Regions from separate parts of the Mus musculus genome. Here regions 1, 3 and 4 are each linked to region 2. Evidence: chromatin loops called from intact Hi-C (ENCODE). Cell type or tissue: left cerebral cortex. All regions are shown on one strand. Links, peaks and the distances in the headings refer to the core of each region. The heading gives the core; the rest is flanking DNA.

Region 1 (5,571 bases), core at 572-5,571, 270 kb before region 2:
GATCTGACAGCCTCTTCTGACTTCCACAGGCACCAGACACGAACACAGTAGACATACATACATGCAGGCAAAATACTCATGTGCATAAAAAAGATTTTTTTTAAAAAAGGAACAAAATTGGGTCAAAAATTCTTAGGAATATATTCATTTATTTCTCACCTCAGTTTCCAGATATAACATCAAGAAATCAGAGCATATAAAATTTAAATATATATTCATATGGAATATTGTATTATTCAGGGTTTTACTGCTGTGAACAGACACCATGACCAAAGCAAATCTTATAAAAAAAAAAAAAACAAACAACATTTAATTGGGGTTGGCTTACAGGTTCAGAGGTTCAGTCCATTATTATCAAGGTGGGAGTGTGGCAGCATCCAGGCAGGCATGGCCCAGGCAGAGCTGAGAATTCTATGTCTTCATCCAAAGGCTGCTAGTGGAAGACTGACTTCCAGGCACCTAGGGTGAGAGTATTAAGCCCACACCCACAATGACACACCTACTCCAACCAGGTCACACCTATTTCAACAAGGCCACACCTCCAAATGGTGCCACCCCCTGGTCCAAGAATATACAAACTATCACAAATATATAGCCTTTAAAATAATATTTTATTAATTATTTGAGAATTCCATATAGTGTATTTTTATCATGTTTACCTAGATAGCTATATAGCCTTGTAACCCTGGCTGGCTTGCCTCAAATTCAGGACCTTCCTGATTCAGTATCCACAAAGATGGGATTACAAGTATCGCCATTCCTGGCTTTAAAATATATGCTTTTAAAATATATTTAATAGATACGTTCTTCACTATGAAGAAACCCTTATAGTCCCTGGTATGTCCTCTCCTTGACTCTCAATCTTATATAGCTGCAAGAAGTTGGAGCAGAGACAAATTTAACATTCTTTTACACTATGGTAATGGGAAAGTAAAATGATTCCAGGTCATCTAAACTAAATTATTACAGAAATAGTTTAATTTGGTTAACTGGTTAGTTTTTTCAAGTTGATTAAGAATGGACCCTCCCAATTCAGAGACAGGGTACTTTAGGTTCAAAAGACATGATATTTCCACTTTGCATGCTGTCCTCTAAGACAGAGTCTTAAGCTTCCAATGAGAACACAAGCCATCCTAAAAATAAGCAATGATGCCACCTTTTAAATACAGAAGAATATATGAAATCTCCAGGAAAGGTACATAGAAAGATTACTAAAGGGATTCAATTATGGTAATTGAATGCTTAATCTTACTCCCTAGGCCACAGCAACTCCTACATGGAAGTACATTGTGCACTGTTTCATAACTTCAGTGCCATTATTAAAACAAATAATGAGTTGAGAAAAGAATGGTAAGAAGATATGAGGGGAACTGCCCAATGTAAAACATATACATGCACCAAGGCTTGAAAAGAATGTTGAAAAGTACTCGAGCTGGGTGTGGTGGCACGTACTCAGAATCCCAACACTTTGGATGCCGAGGAAAGAAGTATTGCTGTGAGTTTGAGGAATAGTCTTGGATACATAATATAGTTGAGAGCAGCCTAGGCTACATGACAAGACTCTGTCTCAGAGAAAAAGTATGTGGGCTGATAGGGGTTGGGTGCTTTAGTTAAAGACTAACTATAAGGGGAGTCAAATAAGCAGGACTCATTTTCAGTCCATCAACATTGAGCCCTAGACACATGTACAATCAACTCTGTGCCAGGTGTGGTGGGAGATACCAAGCTATTTCATAAGCATCTCATAATCCAGTTAGAAAAGTATGCCTCAGTTAAAATGTAAACAATACACTATTTCCAAATGGTGCTGAAAATAGCTCTGGTTTAAGTGCCACTCTGAGTCAAGTATGTGCTACACGCACTTGACCTTGTCACATTACAAGGCATGAGGTTTACCCCAACAGATAAAAACAGTAAAAGTCAAACAACTGAAACAGTAACACAAATGTCTATATAAATCAGAAATGGAATAAAGTGCAGTTCGAACTGACTCGTTGCCCCATCTTTACTGAGGAAACTGCTATAGGAATCCAGAAAATTGGAAACGCTAATGAGTGGGCTGACCTAGTCTTTAAGGCAAAGGTAAGTTTTAGACAATGAAATGGGTCAAAGTGGAGAATAACAAAGTGCTTGTGGAAGCAATTACATTAGAACAGCTGCCCAGTCAAATTTATTTGTGGGCCAGATTTTGATGGACAATGAAGACAGGATCAAAGAATGCGGCCTGTGGTTAGCAACCTTGACAACTAATGGGATGCCAAATTTCAAAATATACTATTATAAATGAACTGCAAAATTCTCCCAGGAGCTAAGGCCAGGAGCCACGGGTACCAGGAGTGTATGTGGAGGACAGTACTCAGGCCTCCCTTTCTTGCTTTCAGTGCTGAGCTCCACTATGGGGACTCTGTCCTCAGGTGAGGCCCAGGACAGGGCGGGGCTATGACGGCCGGTCATCCGAAGGATGCCCAGGCGGCCCAGCCTCTTTCTAGTCTCCGGTGGGTTTGGCGGCTCCGCTCAGGAGACCTTGTCATTGCCGACCCAGAAAGCCGACTTGTTCTCTGCTTCCATCCAAGTTCTCCATACTCCTGCGGGCTGCCCCATTTTCCTTCCTGGTCAGGCCATGACAAGGAGGGCTCCAAACCCCACGGAGGAGGCGGACTGGGGGCGGAGCTGCGAGCAGATCGGTACCGCCCCCCCAACGCGTTCCTTCCGGGCGGGACTGCACGGGTTCCGCTTCTTGGTTCGGGCCGGCGTGAGGGGTGGCCTCCGTACCCCGGGGGCCGCGACCGAAGGACTCTGCTCCTTTAGCCTCAGCCGCGGTTGGAAGCAGGTTGAGGTAGGAGCAAAGTCAATAAAAAAAACTGAATTTCCGTTAAGAGCCCAGCTCCCCGCCGCTCCCAGCGGCCTTCCTCTGTAGACCCTCTCCCTTTAGGCGGAGACTTGGAGAGTCCGCCCCACGAGGGGGGCGGAGCCTAGTAAAGCTTAGGTGAGCTCCCAAGCAACCCGGAGCCGCCTCCCAAAACAGAGGGGTACCGCCAAGGCCTTTCTCCAGCCTAGTGCCCAGTCTAGGTTCTGTCGAGCATGGTGGTGGGACTAGAAACCCTCGGGGCAGCTGCTGACCGGGAGGAAGCCGGGCCGCGATAGCGCCACCCCCGTCTCCTCCCCCGCACCGCCCAGCGGCGCGACACTCTGGTTGGCTCGCCTTGCAAGTCATACTTTGGGTCTCTCAGTTTGAAAACTCTTCCTCTCGGCCCCCTTTGAAGAAACTCATTGACGCTGAATGTTTTGAGGACCAGGTCAGCTTGGAGGCGGCAACTTTGGCGGACACCAGCGGGCAGGTCCAGCTCCGTGGCCCATGAGCTTGGGCGAGATGCGGAGCAGGAGCAATTCTGGGGTCCGCCTGGACGGGTACGCGAGGCTGGTGCAGCAAACCATCCTGTGTTACCAGGTAAACAGAGAGCAGCCCAGAGAACGGTGGAAACTGCCCACTGATATAACTCATTCTCCCCAAGGCCTCTGTCACTCATGAGAGCTTGCATTTATTTAAGAGGTTTCCGACTTTAATCCAGTCCTTTGCTAGCCAGTTATCACCCTACTCCCTTATCGCTATTTTATTCACTTTACTCACAAGTCAGGCATTCTGGCTTTTGAACAGTTGCTGCGGCTGCTTTGCAGAATTCTGGGACCTTTTTTTTTCTCTCCTCTTCCTCCTCCCTTCCTCTTTTTCCCCCCATCGGGACACCCCCCTCGAGGTCCTTCCTTACTGCCTCTTTTGGATGAAAGAAGTCTGTTAGGTTGGACAGAGCACACTGAAGGAGAACAGTGAACTAACTCTACTCTGGGAACAGTAGGCAGGAGTGAAAAACTCCCAAGGCTTGCATCTGACCAGAGTGTGGGCAACTGTTACTGCCCCTCCCTTGTTAGAAATCCCCCTGAGAGGACCCTATGACCACTCTGGTTGCTGCTTTACAGCCAACAAAACTTCTGGGCACAGAGCATCAGCATCAAGGGGTCCTGTGAAACTGTGCATATAATCTCAGGTATGAATACGCCTGCTATGCTTCCTGCTTGGCAAAAGTTATGTGTGAGTGCCCAATGTAAGACCACTGAGCTATTTTTGTTCAGAGCAAAGACATCAGCTATATTGCTTGCCTTCAGTTGGCAGCAGCTATTTTTAGGGCTTTGAGAGTCAGAGAAGGAAGTAGCAGTTGGTGGTCATTTCCAAACCATTAACCTTTTTTTTTTCTTCTTAGCTAATTCCTTGACCTCTCACTCAGGAAGAATTTATTGTGTATCTTTTCTATGCAAGGCATCATACAAACTACATAAAATGAATAAATGGTACTGCCAGTGGTGTGACTTAGTGGTAGTTTACCTGGTAGTCTCAAGGCCCTGGATTGGATTGCAGCACTGTAAAAGAAAAAAAAAAATGTTCATAGCACAATACGGTGAATTTTATGAATAACGTAAAATAAGTTCAGTGTTTCTTGTTTGAAACACGTTGGGGCCAAATGTGGCTTGTAAGCTAGAAACGTCTTGATTTTAAAAATCATATGCATACTCTATAAGCATACTCTAATAGCCAGAGTAGTCCAGGCAGTACCCCTTAGTTACAGCCACTATTATTTCTCCATTGGAATATGAATGTTCACACTAAGCAATAAGTAAAGACTATAAAAAGAGTTTCACATTAGATCAGCTTGTCTTTGCCACCAAAAGAAATTTCTGCAAATGTAGGAGAAACATTTCCATATGTTAATGGCTCTGAGGATTGCTCATAAAGGAATGCAGGGTTTATTTGAGGAAAATACTCCCTCCCCCATCCCTCCCCCCTACTGCCAAACCATAGATGGCAAGGAAGGAGTTCTGCACGACATGGCATTCCAGTGGAGAGTTGAAGAGGGGCTAAGCAGAGATAGAGGTTACTCTTTGCTTTTATTCTTAAAATGTAATTACAAGTATAAAACGTAAAAGTCCCAGTTGAAAATGTTTCTACCCATTACTATGATAGAAAGAGCTGTAAAGAGAACTGTAAAGAGTCCAAGCTAACCTAGAACTCACTATGTAGACCAAGCTGGCCTCAACGTGACCTGCTTTAGCCTCATGCGTGTTGGGATTAAAGGTGTACACCATTATACCCAGAGCTTTCTGTTTATCTTTTCTGAGTTAACACCTTCAACCGTAGAATGGGAATTGGTTATTATTTTTAAAAAAACGAATGTCTAGTGTACTCTCCTTGGGCACATTATGTGCAACCACTATGCAGTGGGTGCTTTTGTTACAGACCACATGCTCCTCAGTCCTTTCCTGACCATCCTGACCCATGATGCTCCCATTCCTGGAAGGCTTGATACTGCTGCTAATTGTTTTCTGGTCTTTGGACATAATTCTGTGTTCCATTGATGTAGTCAGATGCCAAGTGCAGAGATTTAGTGCTTCTTTCTTATTCATCAAGCAAGGTCTCAGGCTCGTTATAGTATCCTTCAATCCTTGTTGAAAAACACTACTTCCTATGAGTTCTGTGGCACCTTAGGGGCACATATGTTGGTCCAGGCTTGCCTTTGCTCAGGA
Region 2 (5,582 bases), core at 333-5,332:
ATTCATGAACCAGCAGTCTTGTGTCTTTTATTATCTAATAATATTTCTAGTGTCTGGAAAGCCTTGTGAAAATAAAATCTCAAGGTCATACGGCAAACACAAAGAAACAGGTTTTTTTTTCTTTTTTTTCTTTTTTTTTTTTTATACATATTTGTTTTATTTATTTATTTATTATATGTACGTACACTGTAGCTGTCTTCAGACACTCCAGAAGAGGGCATCAGATCTCGTTACGGATGGTTGTGAGCCACCATGTGGTTGCTGGGATTTGAACTTCAGACCTTCGGAAGAGCAGTCGGGTGCTCTTACCCACTGAGCCATCTCACCAGCCCCAGGTTTTTTTTTTCTTAGTTGTTATTATTATTGTTATTCTTTTGAGACAGGATCCCACACTGAAACTCAGGCTAGCCTTCAATTTCCTATGGATTTGACCTCATAGCAGTCAGCCAGTTTCCACCTTCTGAGTGCTAAGATTTCAAGCCTGAGCCACCACACCCAATTCCTAAGATATGTTTTTAAGCAAGGTTATTGGCATTACACCTTAACCCTTTGCAATGACGTGTCAGGAATTTGCACCTTTTTTTTTTTTCCAGTTGTCAGGCCTGGCAATGGAGCCCAGGGCCCTGTGCTTGCTAAACGATGGCTCTACCCCTAAGTTATATATACCCAGCTTATCCCAGGATCTTTCTCAGACTTTCTGATGTTTGCTATCGATGTTGCTTCTCTTTGGTTCCTTGCTCTTTTCTCACAAAAAGATCTAAGCAAGAACCCTTGTCTGGAGTCAGAGAGATAGCTTAGTCTGGAAAGTGCTTATAGCTTACACACAGAAACTTGAGTTCGATCCCCAGAACTTTTCTTGTTTAAAAAACAAACAAACAAACAAACAAAAACTAGGCATGACAGCTGGAGAGGTGGCTTCGCAATTAACAGCACTTGTTAAAGAGGACCTCAGCTTGGTTCCCAGGGCTCTATAACTCCAGTTCCAGGGCCTCAGACAGCCTCCTGTAGCCTCTTCATGCATCAGACATGGTCCATATGCATGCAGGTCAAACACTCATACACATTAAATGAAAAATAAAAGTCTAAAAAAAGGTCAAACATAGTGATGCATGCTATAATCCCAGTGCTAGGGAGGCAAATGTCTGGACCTTGTCGGTCGGCCAGTCAGTCAGCCAGCCAGTCAGTCTAGCCTAGCATAGCCTACTAGGTGTGCTCCAGCCCAATGAGAGACCTTGTCTCTAAAAAAAAGGGTAGAAAGAAAAGACAAAATGGATGTCTCCTGAGGAATGATACCCACGGATACCCACAATTGTCCTCTGGTCTCCGTGTGCAATACAAACCCATGTCTGAATATTTGCAACAGGGTAAACATTAGAGTTTGATGTTCAGAATTAGACTAGATTCCCTCATCTAGTAAAGCTGTGCTTTGGCCCTCCCATCTGTCTTATTTTTCTACTGGTGTGCTAAGGCACCATGACCAAGGCAACTTAGAGAAGAAGAAACAGTTTATTGAGGGTTTATAGTTATAGAGGGTAAGGCAAGGACTTGGTAGCAGGCAGGCAGGCAGGCATGGTACTGGTGTAGTAGCTGGGAGCTTGTATCTTGAGACACGGTTACAAAGCTGAGAGATAGCTAAGTGGGCCTGGTGTGAGCTTTTGAAACCTCAAAGCTGTCCCCAGTGAAATGCCTCCATCAACAAGGCCACACCTAACCCTTCCCAAACAGTTCTACCAACTGGGAACCAAGCATTCATATGAGCCTCAGGGGAGCAGTCTCATTCAAGTAAGTACTCAGTACACTGCCCCATGGGCAGAAGTCCTCTAAACGGTTACTAATGTGTGTGTGTATATCCCTCACCATACTTAGAAGGAAACAAGCCATCCCAAAATGGATAGCATGACTCAGAAAGTTCCTGTGTACTTCACCCAGAGCAAATGTGGATACGGTGGGAAACAGAGGACAGTGATAGGACACAAAGGCTGTGCTGTCTCAGTTTCTAGTTCAGATGGAGACATAAACCAACACACATAGGAAAGATACACTCCACTGGACAGTGGGAGCCCATGCACAAAGGTTCTTTGGCTCATTTAGTCTATGCTGTTTCTATTCTTCGATGACAGCAGTTTCTTATTATTGGGAAATAAGATCAGTAGATGAGCTTTGTTTCTGCCCTGGGTGAGAGTTTATTTAGGAACACACATGTGATCACACTAAGACAACCACTGATGGCCTAGAACAAAGTCAGAGCACTGTGCGTTGTGGATCTTAGGCCATTCATGATGATTAAAGCATCCATCCTATTAAAATGTGTTAGTCCATTTTTGGGGTTATGTTTACTATACAAAGGTGGAAGGGGTTATCTGGCCCCATCTTACAGGTAACTGTGTCCCTTTTGTGGATATAAAAACCATCAGATACTGCAATTTTATTTTTGTAAAAAGCAACTGTTTTTTTTTAAGACTTATTTTATTTTTGATTATGTGTCTGAGGGAGCAGTATGCACATCTGCATGCAGGTGCCTGTGGAAGCCTGTGGAGACATCAGATCACCTGAAGCTGGAGTTTCAGGCAGTTTTATGCCACCAGACACTGGTGCTGAGAATAGAGTCTCCTGCAAAAGCAGTATATTTTATTAATCTGTGAGCCATCTCTCCAGCCAAAAGCAACCTTTAAAAGCTGTGGTTTATGTGCCATTTAATTCATCCACTTAGAGGGTACACTTCAATAGTTTTTTTTAAAAATATGCTTACAGATCTGTGGGCACATATGATCCAATTTTAGAACCCTTTTAGCACTACAGATATTAAATACTTACTCCCTATTCTCCCCAGCCCCCAGCTCCAGTCCCTGGCATCCACAAATCCCCTTCCTGCCATCTATAGATTCACCTCTTCTAGACTTTACACTGAAATGGTATTACACAACATGTGGTCTTTTGTCTTTTGCTTGCCGTGTGTCTGTGAGGTTCATCTGTGTTGAGCATGAAAGGATAACAGATTTACCCATGAATATGCCTGTCGCCTAAAATAGCAACACTTTCACACTAGAAGCAATTTCCTTCTTTCTTCTTCCCAAGAGGGACATTATTGCAGCCTGCTAGTTTTCTCCTGTGTCTTTTTTCGTGTTTCTCAAGTAGATGAAGGGACTGGTTACTTTTATTTTTTTAATCATTCATACTTTTATACTTTTCTCCCCTGCTTTGTCAGTTTCCTAAATGAGTGAATACTGTATTTGGTGATCCCCAATCAGAAAGACCAAAATAATTTAAAATAATCTCGTCTCTATATCACTAAGGTATCCTTTTCCACTTGGGCCATGCAGAGAAATAAGCATGCCTTGATTGACCCCACCCCACCCCAACCCCCAGTGGTGACAAGGACCTCCCCAGCGGCTCAACCATTTGAATAAAAAGGACACTTGAGCCCATTTTGCACAAATCTAAGATGAGCAAGTGGCAGTGTCACCTGTAAACATGTGCCTGGAGCACGGAACGACCTGAGTAGGCAGAAAAAGGTGGAAGTAATTTATGATTTTTCTTTTAAAGGTTGCCATTTCCCCCACCTTTCTCACTTTCCAACAATATTATATTCTGGTGTGATATGTTGTAGACAAAAAAAGCTTTAAGCTTTTATTCCCCAGTTGTTTTGGTGATTAAATCATTTTGGGGGAACTGCAACAGTGACTCTCATTCACTGCTCCCTTGGTGACAGTGTTTTTTTTCTGTAAAAAGCGCCTGCTGTTCCCTCTGTCTCTGCTCATTTTCATAGGAATCTGGCACCTTAGAATCCCAGGCTGCCTGCAGTCAAATGCTTGCTAGGGAGGGGAGCCAGTGGGTGGGGGAACCTGCAAGAAATCAACTCCAAATTTAATAGGACTAAGCTCCTACACCATGCCTGATTAGCAGCTAGGTCTCATCCTTACCCCTCCAGGAATAAGGAAGGTTGCAGAAGTCCCTGAAAGGTATTTGCTGAGCCTCTTGTGAACCGTGGGTTGGCTCACCTGAACTTTAGTAGATATTCTTTAGCGACATATTTGGGCTTTGGTCCTCTCTCTTTTATCTCTCCACAAAAGTCTTGGCAAACTGATGTTTATGCAACCAGTAAGGCCTCTGGGGCTGAGGGGGTGGGAAGCCAGTGGGTGGCGGAACCTGCAAGAAATCCGCCCCAAATTTAAGGAAGCATAGGAATAAGCTCCTACCCTATGTCTGCCTTGTGGCTAGGTCCTTAGTTCATTGTCTCTTAGGTATCCCAGATTCTCTTGAGAGTAGAAGGTGGAACATAGTACCTCCTGATTAACAAATCCGAGAGGTGCTAATCTCATGAATTCTCCCGGACTATGGTTATATATAGCTCAGTGATCTCATGTAGCTTAGGCTGGCTGGAAGCTAGTTTTGAGCTCACTATGAAGCAAAGGATGACCCTGAACTTCTTGGTTTTCCTGCTTTCATCTTCCAAGTGCTGCGATTACAAGAATGAATGCTGCCATGTCTAGTTCATGTGGTGCTAGGGATCAACCCTGAGGCTTTGTGCATGTTAAGACAAGCACTCTACTAACTGAGCTCTAGCTCTAGCCCTGACCCTGACTCAAAAGAATAGGGGGGGAGGAAGGAAGGAAGGAAGGAAGGAAGGGAGGGAGGGAGGGAGGGAGGGAGGGAGGGAGGGAGGGAGGAAGGATGTTGAGAACAAAAGCCAAGGCCAACAGGTGAGTTGGGATTAGGAAAAGTCCTTTTCATAGCAAAGGGGATGTGGAAGAAGAGAAGTTGACAGGTAAGTAGGGAAATTTGAGACAAAGAAAAAAGAAAAAAATCTGTGGACCAGGGCATGGCAAGAAACGCAGAGAGCAAATGTTCATAAAGAGAGGTGGGCAGGAGGCAGACCATGGTCTCAAGACTCATCAGAGAGATAAGGCAATATCCTGAGGAGCACCCATCTGAGGGGCGTTGAGCAAGTGGGTTTCATTTCTCTGCATTCACAGATGGAGGATAGATGTGTGCAACTATCTTTAGCAGTGAGGCATGCTGGGTAGTGCTAAGAGCGGGCGGGGTCTGTGGAATGGAGAGGAGAAACCACTCCTTATTACCACGTCATTTTACTTTTGATTATCTTCATTGTGATTTAGTGTTCTAGTTTGTGAATTTATCACTATGTATCTTGCCTCTTGACGGTCACACAAGTACTTCCAGTTGAAGAGTAGGCATTACAAGGTCTGCTTCCATGAATATTCTAGGGCACATTTTTATTCCAGGAAAAAATATATGAAAGCATTTCTAATTATGAATGGAATTGGTGGTTTATGGGGAACACATATGCTCAGCCTTGGAATAAATTACCAAAACCAAAGAGGCTAGACTCCCTTCTACCGATCAACAGAAGCATATAAGAGTTGGCACTGTTCTCTACTCTACCAACTTGTGGTTGGGTCCTGTTTAGAATAATAAGAGGCATCTACATGTAGAGCTCTAGGAAGCCATTCAATGCAGGATCTAAACCTTGGCTTTAGCAATGTCTGTGCGGTACTTGGAGTAAGCTAAGCTCTCAAAGAAAACCAAGATTTATCGGAATGGTGGACACTGAAAGTAGACAG
Region 3 (5,000 bases), core at 1-5,000, 180 kb before region 2:
AAGTGGCCAGCTTTTCTCCAGGGCACCTGCTACTGAAGGCCATATGGTATCTGTTTTGCAGAGGTCCAGCACCCCATCCTCCCCGACAGGCACATCATCTACAGACTCTGGAGGACAGCACCTGGGCTGGGGAGAACAGCAGGGCCAGTGGCTGCGCCGGAGAAGGTTGGATGGGGCCATTAACAGGGTCCCCGTGGGATTCTACCAGAAAGTGTGGAAGATCCTTCAGAAGGTGAGGTGGGTGCTGAGGAGACATAGACTCTCGGGAAAATGAGCCTGACCCTGTCTACCTTCAGGAGGCACAGTGGCCCTACCAAGTACCAGGCAGCAGATGGCTATAGAACATGTATCTCCAACCTTGAATGGCTCAGCCTAGAGCAAAGTCTCTCTGCCTTGGCACTGTGGCATCTAGGGCTAGGTGGCTCTACTATAGTACTGTCTTGTGCACTGTTGTATAGGAGGCAGTGTCTACCTACTGGTTGTCAGTAGCATCTCCTCTTCCAGACATGACACCAAAAATAACTTCAAACATTGCCAAATGGCCCTGCAAGGCATGACAAAATAGCATTCCTGTTTGTGTGCAACCAACTTTGACATAGTTTAGGATCATAGAAAACTAAAGATAGACAAAAACCAGAGAGGGCAGGGAAGAGTTTGAGCAAAAATGCCACAGAGAACCTGCAGCATGAACTGGATCTGTATTGGCTAGCTACCACACAGACAGCTTCTCAAGCTGTCAGCGCGAGGCTGACAGACATGATGCGTGAGTCATTCAGGGCATGATGGAGCCCCTTCTACTTGATAAGTGTTCTAGGGTACAAAGAAACAAAATATTATAGCCTGGTCCCAGAATCCGTGTGCCCTGAAGATACACACTCCCTCCTGCCCTGGAATAACTGTGTTTCCACAGCTGGAAGATAGAGACCCTAGGGCCCCCCCCAATCCCGTAACCAGCTGCCCACTGCTCCCATCGCAGTGGAATAGCACTGTGCTTCCCATCTGCCTAGGGACTGTTAACATTGCATTGGAGTTTGGAGTTTGAAACTGACAGGAAATGACACATCCATGGCCAGCAATGCACCACACACCTGAGTGCAGGAGGCCCTGTCTAAAACACTTGCTGCTAAAGTGGGGGCAGCGTGGGAAGGCAGCGCCACTTTGTTCTCAACACCCCACAATCCCATCTTCCCCCACATTCCTACTCCAGAGTATTCACACCACTCCCAAGGCCCCCACCAGGGCTTGACCTGCCTCCCCCATGGAGGGACAATGTGCCTCATTTAAAAGCTTTGCAAAGCAAGACAAATTTCTTTTTTTCTCTGAACCATTCCTTTTTAGCTCATTTCACAGTAGGAGAGAACTGCAGTAATCCTGAATGAGAACATATTCCACCTCATTTGTGAAGCCACAGCTCGATGTCTTCTTTCTGTAGCAAGTGCCCAGGGCCAGTCACAGGGCTTCAGGGCCTATGCTCTGTGAACCAAGGCCTTGCGCAAGATGGCTGCCTGTAGAGGCCCCAGGTCCACCCTTCTAGACTCGTAAGGAGCCCTTGAACCAGGCAGCATGAAGGCAGGGCAGCTGCTGCCAACTGGAGGGTAAAAGGTGGCCGATTAGAACAGGCCCAACTATTCCTCGAAATTCTCCTCAGTCTTTCTGGGGCACCATACATTTCCGGCCAGGCTTCTGCTGGCCCAATACCAACATGCTTTTATTATGAAAAAGCAGCATTTTATATTGCACCCTGTTGGTATTTATATACATGGGTGTGCGTGTGTGCGTGTGCATGTGCTCCAGCCTTTTGTGATTGGTGCTTATTATAGAAATCTCGAAAATAGACGGCTGCAAAGGCACAGGAGCATTACTTCACCATGACAATCTCTCTTCATTGTGGGACCAAAGGGGCTCTGGCAGGCACCAGGGTCCAGTTGCCAAGTGCAATGCAGAGCCTCTTGGGAGGAGGACACAGCAGCTCCCTAGGACACTGTTCCTGCACCAATCTGAAAGATGCCTGCTGCTTTCCCTAGAATTGTTCCATCGAAAACACAGCCTGTGGGCAGTGAGAACAGCGCTCTAAAAATAACTCTGACAGTCTGGCATGTTCCAACCCTCATGCAGATTTCCAGGGCAAGGAAAGTGTGTGTGTGTGTGTGTGTGTGTGTGTGTGTGTGTGTGTGTGTGTGTGTGAGTGTGTGAGCAAGCACACACTTGTGTTGGAATCTGACTGAAATGTCTGTGTTCTGCTTCTAGTGCCATGGCCTGTCCATCGATGGTTACGTCCTCCCATCCTCGACAACCCAAGAGGTAAAGTGAGAAGACCCAGAGAGCAGCCCAGCCCGGGCTCACCTCGTGGCTGATTCTGCATATGCCTTTTAGCATTACTCTATGGACTAGGCCGTCTGTAGTTCTGATCACTTTAACTGTCTTACCCTCAAATTGTGCAAAATTCCTTTCTTGTTACCTTTCCCTCTCATTCCCCTGAGCAATAGCATTTATAAACTCTCTGGGCCCTTAGAAGCCCACCCAAAGCCTGTCAGGCATGCACTAGAGCCAGTCAAGGCCCCTTCAAGCACCAGCAGCCTTGCCTTTGCTTTCCCTGCCCTCCGTGTGCTCTGGGTTATCTTTAGCCTTTCAAGCAGGAGGCACCACACCAGGCACTTCAGGCAGTCTTTTAAAAAACAGATTTTGTTTTGTTTTGTTTTCTTTTTTTTTTAATTTTACCCTGCCCAAGATACCATTCTTTTTTTAAAAAAATATTTATTTGTTTATTTATTTTATGTATATGAGTATACTGTAGCTGTACAGATGGTTGTGAGCCTGCATGTGGTTGTTGGGAATTGAATTTTGAGGAACTCTGCTTATTCCGGTCATCCCCGCTCACTCTAGTCAACTTTGCTCACTCAGTCCCTGCTTGCTCTGGTCCAAAGATGTATTTATTATTATACATAAGTACGCTGTAGCTGACTTCAGACACACCAGAAGAGGGCGTCAGATCTCATTACAGATGGTTGTGAACCACCATGTGGTTGCTGGGAATTGAACTCAGGACCTTCGGAAGAGCAGTCAGTGCTCTTAACCACTGAGCCATCTCTCTACCTGCCATTTTTTTTAAAAAGATTCTGCCCTGAATGGCTGTGTTCCTTTTGTAAACCTGCCATCTGCCAGCCTGGTACCATTCTTTATACCACAGGGAATTTCTTTAAGAAATAAGAAATAGCCCCTGCTCCCTAAAAGTCACTGTCAAAAGACAGACAAAAAGAACTAGAACAAGCTCAGCTGGCCCTCAGGGAAAAGCAGTCATCCTTTGTTCCAGAGGGCTGCTGCTATAAAGTCAAGACAGTGGCCAGGAGGAAGGTAGCCTTTAGCTGAGCTCCAAAGGTGCTAGGGCAGCATTGATGATAGGGCTCTGTCTGGCCCATCTTTCACACTGGCAACCTGCTGATCATTTGGTAGATGACCCCTTGTGAGATCAAGTTTGCCGTCCATGTGGAGTCAGTGCTCAACCGTGTGTCCCAGCCTGAGTATCGGCAGCTACTGGTAGAAGCCATCATGGTACTGACTCTGCTCTCAGATACCGAAATGGACAGTATCGGGGGCATCATCCATGTGGACCAGATAGTGCAGCTGGCCAATCAGCTGTTCCTGCAGGACCAGGTGGGTGTAACTGGGCCAAAGGCGGGGTAGTCGGTTTGGTTGCTAGTTCTCCCTGTACATGCTGGAGATAGTGTCTAATTGGAAGGCATATACTCAAACCAAGAAAATGTCATCACAGATGGTAAAAAAAAAAAAAAAAAAAAAAAAGAAAAGAAAAGAAAAAAATGTCAACCATTTGGTTAGGAAATGGCGAAGTTGGCCACTTGGGAAATCTAACAACCTTTAAGGAAGCTGGTCTTTGTTGCTGTAGGTTTTATTCCAGACATTACATACCTGGTTTTGGGTAAACTACTTACCGTGCACACAAAATTGAGTGGGGCAAAGAAGCTGTCATAAGAATCGGTACTGAGCAGCAAAAGGAGGCCTGTGAAAACACAGTATCCACAGTGGCCACTTTACCATGCATTCTGTGTCATTGTCATCATGTCACCTGCCTTGTGCTGTGAGGCCTAGCCTCCAGCTCCCAGCCTCCCCTGTAACCCAGCTGACACCACTTCCAACATGCAGAGTCCTTTGTGACAGAAAAAGAGAGGTCCCACTCATTTTTTTTCCTGCTTTTTCTGGCTGCAGGTGTCATTTGGAACCACAGACATCCTGGAAAAAGACCAAGCCACAGGAATTTGCCACCTCTTTTATGACAGTGCTCCTAGTGGGGCTTATGGTACAATGACCTACCTAACAAAAGCGGTCGCTTCTCATTTGCAGGAACTGCTGCCCAGTTCAGGCTGCCAGATGCAGTAGGGCCTTACCCATAAACATGTCCACCCTCTGAATCTGTCATTTGTAGACTCATTGGGAACGTTCTTCTGCCTTCCCCCTCGAGCCCCTGTTCTGTCACAAAAAGCATGTCCCACCAGAAAGCTTCGCAGGGAGAGATGACAGCACTCAGGCTGAAAGCAGGATGTGTTTAAGCCACAGCTAATGCTGATGAACCCGCTGCTCCCCTGAGAAGCACCCTGGGATCATTTTCTAGGTTCATTTCACTGGAACATTTGTCACAGCATCTGCTCTCATGGACTCCAAAAAGGAACTAGAAATTGGTCTCTTCTGAGTGCAGAGTGAACAGAGAAGCAGCTTAAATTGGCTCTCACCAAGAGTTACAGAAATAGGTTCGATGAACTAGTGACACATCTTGAAGGTGAAAAGATCCTTCCAGCAACAATAGCTAGGCAGGCAGACCCTGACAGGGGCACATCTTAACAGAATGACGTCTGTCTGAACCAAGCTGTTCACCAAGCAGAATAAGTCTGTCTTTCTGGAAGTTTTTTCAGTGCCCTAGTCTACTCTGGTCATGTAATTCTTCATTGCCAAAATGGACTAAATTTGCCCTAGTTAACTTTGACTTATAC
Region 4 (5,582 bases), core at 279-5,278, 170 kb before region 2:
AGGGAGGCTCTCCCTGAGGAAGGGCAGTCATAGGGAACATTCCAGAAGGTTAGCCAGTAGCATGCACCTTGAAGGGCAGAAGTGGAAATGGGCAGAAACAGTCTGGAACAGAGGACTGACTCAGAGGAGGCCCAGTCCTGTGAGGTGTTTGCCTGGAAAAGAGGGGGCAGCAAAGCTGCAGCTTTATACATGGCACACAAATACCACACCCCATACTCTAAAGCCAGCCTGGGAGTTGGCAGTTCTGTTTGTGGATGGGCAGTCAAGAGCACAGGGTCTTGTCATGGCTCATAATCCCAGCGTGCCCAGCAAGGCTTTTTTTTCGGGCCTCCAAAACACACGAGGTCAGAGAGTCCTGGCTCCATGCCCAGAGTTATACTGAGAGCATTTCTCCAAGTTCCCCAGCTTTCAAGATGTGGAACAACAGCCTACTAAGGTCCTCTCAAAGGACCCACCTGAAGGTCCAAAGAAAAGCAGATAGTGTTTTAGAAACAGCCAAAGCTGGTAACCAGAGTCTCAGATGTAATACAGACACAGTCACCCTAGATACCTTGACCCGAGGTGCCTTTGGCACAGCTTTAAGGGAGCCAGCATTTAGTTTCTGATACAGACCCCAGCTGCAACTGCTCCCTGAACCCCCAATCCTGTCTTCATCAGCAGACAGAATTTCAACCACCTCCTGCTTAGAGTACCTCTGAGTATACATAGTCTCTTGGTGCCTCAGTTTCCTCCTCTCTGAAATATATGGTGATTATACAATCTATCTTTGTGTGTTAAGTCTAGAGGTCAGCAAGACATGAATGCATGCAACAATGAATGCTTAACAATCTTACACTGTTCATGTTGGCCTATGGCAGAAGTTCAAGAGCCAGTTGTAGCTGTCACTCCCTAGCTCCATGCTGGATCTTGCAAGCAAGGCTGCACTCTGAAGGACAGGCCAGGATGATTCCAAAAAAATGAAATTTGCATTCAGACAGGTGACCTTTGCACTGTGCCTATGAATAGTGACTCAGCTTTCCTAGGGTGTTTTCTCAGTATACAAAGCTGATGATCATTTGTATCAATAGAAAGCTTTGGCAGGTCTTACACAGCAGCTAGTAGAGAGAAATACAGTGTGAGACGTTGAACTCTGAGGGCCCCCAAGCTAGCTTGCCTGGTGTGAGGCCAATTTAAGCATCTGCTGTGAACACCTAGAGTGGCTAAGGCCCTGACCTGTGTTCCATTCTAAACACTCCACTCTACCCCTGCAGCCAGGGCAGGGCATGGCACTGGAGAAGGGAGGCACATCCTAACCCCTGCTTGTAGCTTTAACTGACATGCTTTCTTCCTCTTGACACTTGGCACCTAAGGGCCTGTTATTGCAAAGTGGCCCTGCTTTCCTCGAGAGAAATAGGGGTGCTCTTAGATGGGAGAGTGGGGACGAGAAGAAGAAGTGGGTAAAGTGCTTTGCAATCAAGCATGAGAACCTGTGTGTGGATTCCAGGGCCCATGTAAAGCACAAGTCTCTGGAATCCAAGTCCTTCGACAATGAAATGGGAGACAGATAAGGGAATTCCAGAAGATGGGAGGAGAAAGACAGCCAACCCAAATCACTGTGGCCAAATTTATTAAATGATTAAATAAGCATTCTTATTCATGTACAAGGGCTGCCTCCCCCTAAGGTGAGGTTCAAGAAGTCAGCATTGGACATAGGGAATATAAGGGTTTTATAGCTCAGGGGTAGGGGGTTTCCAAATGGAGGACTTAGTGGGCAAACAGGGTTATAGAAGCAGAACATAAGCATGACAAGTTAGTCATAACTTCCTGAAACAACATGTTTGTGAGATGGACATAACTTTTTCAAACAAACGCATGATCATCATTCCTAGAACAGGCAGTTCAGAGCCATTTGTAGTTACAGGTGGGGCATAGCCTAATCCTTAAGAAACAGAGGTTTAATCATTAACAGAAATAGTTTGTCTTATAGCTTTCAAGCCTAATATGGAAGCAGGATTGTTCATCAAGATAGCCTGATGTAGGCAGCAGTGAATAACAAAAAACACCCTGACTCAAACAAGGTGGGAAGCTGGGGCTAACACCAGGGTTGTCTTTTGTCCTTCACATTGTGCCCCATAGCACAGGTGTCTGCACTCACACAAACATGCACACATACACACACATTCTCTCTCTCTCTCTCTCTCTCTCTCTCTCTCTCTCTCTCTCTCTCTCTCTCTCTCCCCCCTCTCTCTCTCTCTCTCTCTCTCTCTCTCTCTCTCTCTCTCTCTCTCTCATCATATATACGGGGTGGGGGTGAAGAATGCAGGAGTGAATCTGAAATTTGTTGGGAAGGAAGAAGGCTGAGGAAGCAGATCTCATCTTTTCTCTGAGCCACTGGACACCCTCAGAACACATGGAGTGGGGTGCTAGACTCAGCTTCCAGGGCCACCTGCAACTATGGGAGAATGAGGTCACGGACATGCAGTAGACAGAGCTGCTTTTCCTCAAGGCTCTGTCCCCACACCACAACCTTGGTGCCCAGTGCCACCCAATGCCAGCAGTGCTACAGAGCACAAGCTCCAGACCAAGCCCTGCATGCTGCCACCTTCAGCTCCACAGTGACTGGCTCCATGATCGCACCTCTGCTTCCTGAGGTTGTTGCAAGAGACAAACATATTAATATTTGTATAGTGCATGGATATCACTTGGCACATAATAAATTGCTTAATAAATATTAAATTTTATAATATAGGTAGGGGTAAGGCTCCTGGAACCTAACATTCAAAGAATTCCTTTTAGAGATAGCCCCAAATGCCTTCTCTCTGTTCCACTCTTGGCAGCCAGCTCCTGCTGCCTCTGAAACACTCTAATAGCTGCATAAGAGAGTGAAAGGTCCACTCTAGATTTGTAAAATGATACCCTTCCCAAGCAGGAGCCCTTGTGTCTTCCACTGCAATGGCAAAGTGCCTGTGAAGTGGATGGGACAGGGTTTGTTTTTCATTTTCTGTCCACTGTCACCAAGCCCATGTGTGGAACCACCCCCAAGCTCATCAGGCAGCCTCGGGGTTCCCTCCACCCTCGCTTGCAGGAGCGTTGACTCAACCCTGTTTCTTTCTCTCAATTGATCACTCCAAACACCCACACTGGGTGCTTGTGAATCTCAACTCTACATGGAGGGGAAGCCCCAGCAGTACAGGCACCCTGTGAGCACATGCTTTTCCAGCACCTTTGGGGGTGCTGCCCCTCACTAAGCCCCCCTGTAGAGACTATCCACTATGCCATGTGACCAATAGAACTGGCAGAAAACCATTTCCAGTGTCCTCTCCCCCTCTCTCCCTGGGAGACATTTTAACTGGCAACAGTGGGGGGTGAGGGCCGGGTGCCTCTGGGGCTCACCGAGGCAGTGGCAGATCTAGGCTATAATTAAACCAGACTGTGAACATATTGTTCATGGAAACCTTAGCAGAACATGAGTCATGTTGGCAAAGTGAATCACACGGCCTCAGAGTTTCCATTTATACTTGCTGAATTGGGGGACTTTATGCCTCAGTTCAGGATTACTGTCCCCTATTTGTTCTCTTTCAGTGACAAAGGCTCAAAGATGGACATTGCTAAGGGGCACTTGAACAGCCAGGAAGAGCACTGAGACTGGGGCTTAGCAGACACTTAACTGAGACACTTAACATTTCCTCATTTCCCGGGATTCCTCCCTGGGGTGGATGGCACCCTAGGCTTGCCAGAGACAGAAAAATAAAAATAAAACAGAGGGAAATATGGCCATTTTGGTGATTATAATATATGCAACTGGTTTTTTTAAACATAAATTTGGAAAAAGAGGAGAATATTGAGGTTCTGGGCTCAGATGGCTTAAATGAAGTCTCATGAATAGCTTTTGGGCAATCCAGAGACCAAGACAGGTATCACATGTAGCCTCCAACATCTACCTAACCTTCCTGGGTCTCTATTTTGTCCTCAGTGAACCAGGAGCAATGACAATAGCCTTTTCCTCACAGGATGGCTAGAAAATGTTAGTGAGTGATGGGAAGGCTGAGAACGGTGCACAGAGGACAAGCTGAGGGTCTGCTGCTTTTCATCATTTGACATCAATGTCACCAGCCTTTCAGTGACATCACTGAACACCAAGGGAGCTTTGCAGAAAACCATGGTCAGGAGACTGGGCATAGGTGACATTCCCAGGGGAGGAAAGCTACCAGGGCCTTCCCTGCACCCTAGTTAGTCAGTTTTGCTATGAGCAAGGAAACATACATTCCATCACACACGTTAGCATCAAGCCTGAGCGAGACTCCTTCATGCATTCCCATGGTACTCTGCTACACAGGCATTCTGAGAAAAGGGAACAGCTCTCTCCCTTGAGATTTGCAGGGTAGGGTCTAAAGCAAATAGTGATGAGTGGGGAGTTGTCTGCCACTTTGGGTCATGCCAGGCTATGGACTAAGAGTCCCTACAGCCATGACAAAGCCACCCTCATCACTCAACATATTGGAGGCACTTCTAGTTCTAACACTGTCACTTCATTTGGGTCCCTCCAGAGGTGGGGACTGTTCCAATGACAGATTCCCTGGAAGCCATTTCATATACTCAGACCCAACATGCAAGGGACCTCAAAGAAATGAGAGCCCTGCCCTAATGAGGGGCTGCTTTATCATCCTCTGTTTCCTATGCTGTGGACAGTTTTTATTGGCCCAAGCTTCAAGTGATGAATTAACTTCTCCTCTTGTAATTTATTAATTGGAGATGAACATAATATCCAAATGAAGTTTCCATTTGGTGTGGGGTAAATGGTGTTCCCAAGCTGAGGGAGCTGGGATTCTTGCCAAGAACAAAGAACGGTGACATTTTCATTGGCCCAAGATAATCTTATTTGGAGCTCCAAGGACATTCTCTGAAAGGCTTATGGCAATATCTGACAGGCTTCCTTTAAGATAACCTCCATCGAAGTAGTTCAGGGACCCCAGGAAGGGAGTCATGTGGCAGTGTAGGGATGTCCTCTGATCTCACCATAGGATATTCTTACATAAAGACATCTCATACATGTATTCTTCTGGAGAGGAAGGATGCTAGGGACAAAGCCTAGAACACAGTTCCAAGGTAGACTACCTACTCTGACAATCCAGACTCCACTTCATGGTGACATTAGAGGTTCCCCCAGAATTGTCACCTTTTTAACCCTCTAGACACAGACGCTAAAGTTCTGCCCTTGGCCTAAGAAGCCCCAAGTCCCAGGCTAGGAAAACACATTCCTAAGACAGGAAGTCCAGGACCCTCCTAAGGGACCACCTGAAGAAAACAGCCAACTGCCTAACAATTCTTCCTTACCAGTCATGTGGGTCCACTGAACACTGGCAGTCAGTTATTTCTACAGTATATGCTTAGTACCTACTACTATGCTGTGATGGTTTGTATATCCTTGGACCAGGAAGTGGCACCATCTGGAGGTGTGGCCTTGTTGGAATAGGTGTGACCTGGTTGGAATGGGTGTGTCACTGTGGGTGTGGGCATAAGATCCTCACCCTAGTTGCCTGGAAGTCAGTCTTCCACTAGCAGCCTTTGGATGAAGACATAGAACTCTCAGCTCCTCCTATGCC

Evidence for each region. Peaks named below come from ENCODE experiments on the same cell type or tissue, not always from the same donor. Only the 100,000 strongest peaks of a DNase experiment are listed, where the experiment ranks them.
Region 1: it touches region 2 in a loop (2.2-fold over the local background); 5 of 42 quality-filtered maps call a loop at or near these places.
Region 3: it touches region 2 in a loop (3-fold over the local background); 7 of 42 quality-filtered maps call a loop at or near these places.
Region 4: it touches region 2 in a loop (6-fold over the local background); 4 of 42 quality-filtered maps call a loop at or near these places.

Annotation. Positions count from the first base shown.
Region 1 is chrX:160,499,457-160,505,027 of GRCm38, forward strand. Phka2 (phosphorylase kinase alpha 2) reads left to right here and starts at 2,706. Exons shown (of 33, transcript NM_172783.4): 1 at 2,706-3,448. The coding sequence starts at 3,371. Gm15241 (a long non-coding RNA gene) reads right to left here and starts at 362. Exons shown (of 4, transcript XR_387097.4): 1 at 329-362. In left cerebral cortex, for the core only: a CTCF peak has its summit at 3,155; DNase peaks (open chromatin) are centred at 2,717, 2,920, 3,752 and 4,752; H3K4me3 peaks cover 2,186 bases; H3K27ac peaks cover 1,504 bases.
Region 2 is chrX:160,769,476-160,775,057 of GRCm38, forward strand. The region is part of intron 1 of Rs1 (retinoschisis (X-linked, juvenile) 1 (human)); the gene reads left to right. Among named protein-coding and RNA genes, the nearest start is that of Rs1, 4.3 kb to the left of the region's middle. In left cerebral cortex, for the core only: no CTCF peak of the experiment used is centred there; DNase peaks (open chromatin) are centred at 2,968, 3,789 and 4,053; H3K27ac peaks cover 1,450 bases.
Region 3 is chrX:160,586,718-160,591,717 of GRCm38, forward strand. It overlaps Phka2 (phosphorylase kinase alpha 2), which reads left to right. Exons shown (of 33, transcript NM_172783.4): 30 at 62-232; 31 at 2,248-2,301; 32 at 3,451-3,651; 33 at 4,222-5,000. The coding sequence ends at 4,392. Among named protein-coding and RNA genes, the nearest start is that of Phka2, 87 kb to the left of the region's middle. In left cerebral cortex, for the core only: a CTCF peak has its summit at 2,972 (motif pointing right); DNase peaks (open chromatin) are centred at 2,044, 3,590, 4,251 and 4,586; H3K27ac peaks cover 3,542 bases.
Region 4 is chrX:160,601,016-160,606,597 of GRCm38, forward strand. No RefSeq gene overlaps it. Among named protein-coding and RNA genes, the nearest start is that of Phka2, 100 kb to the left of the region's middle. In left cerebral cortex, for the core only: no CTCF peak of the experiment used is centred there; DNase peaks (open chromatin) are centred at 3,119 and 3,380; H3K27ac peaks cover 2,665 bases.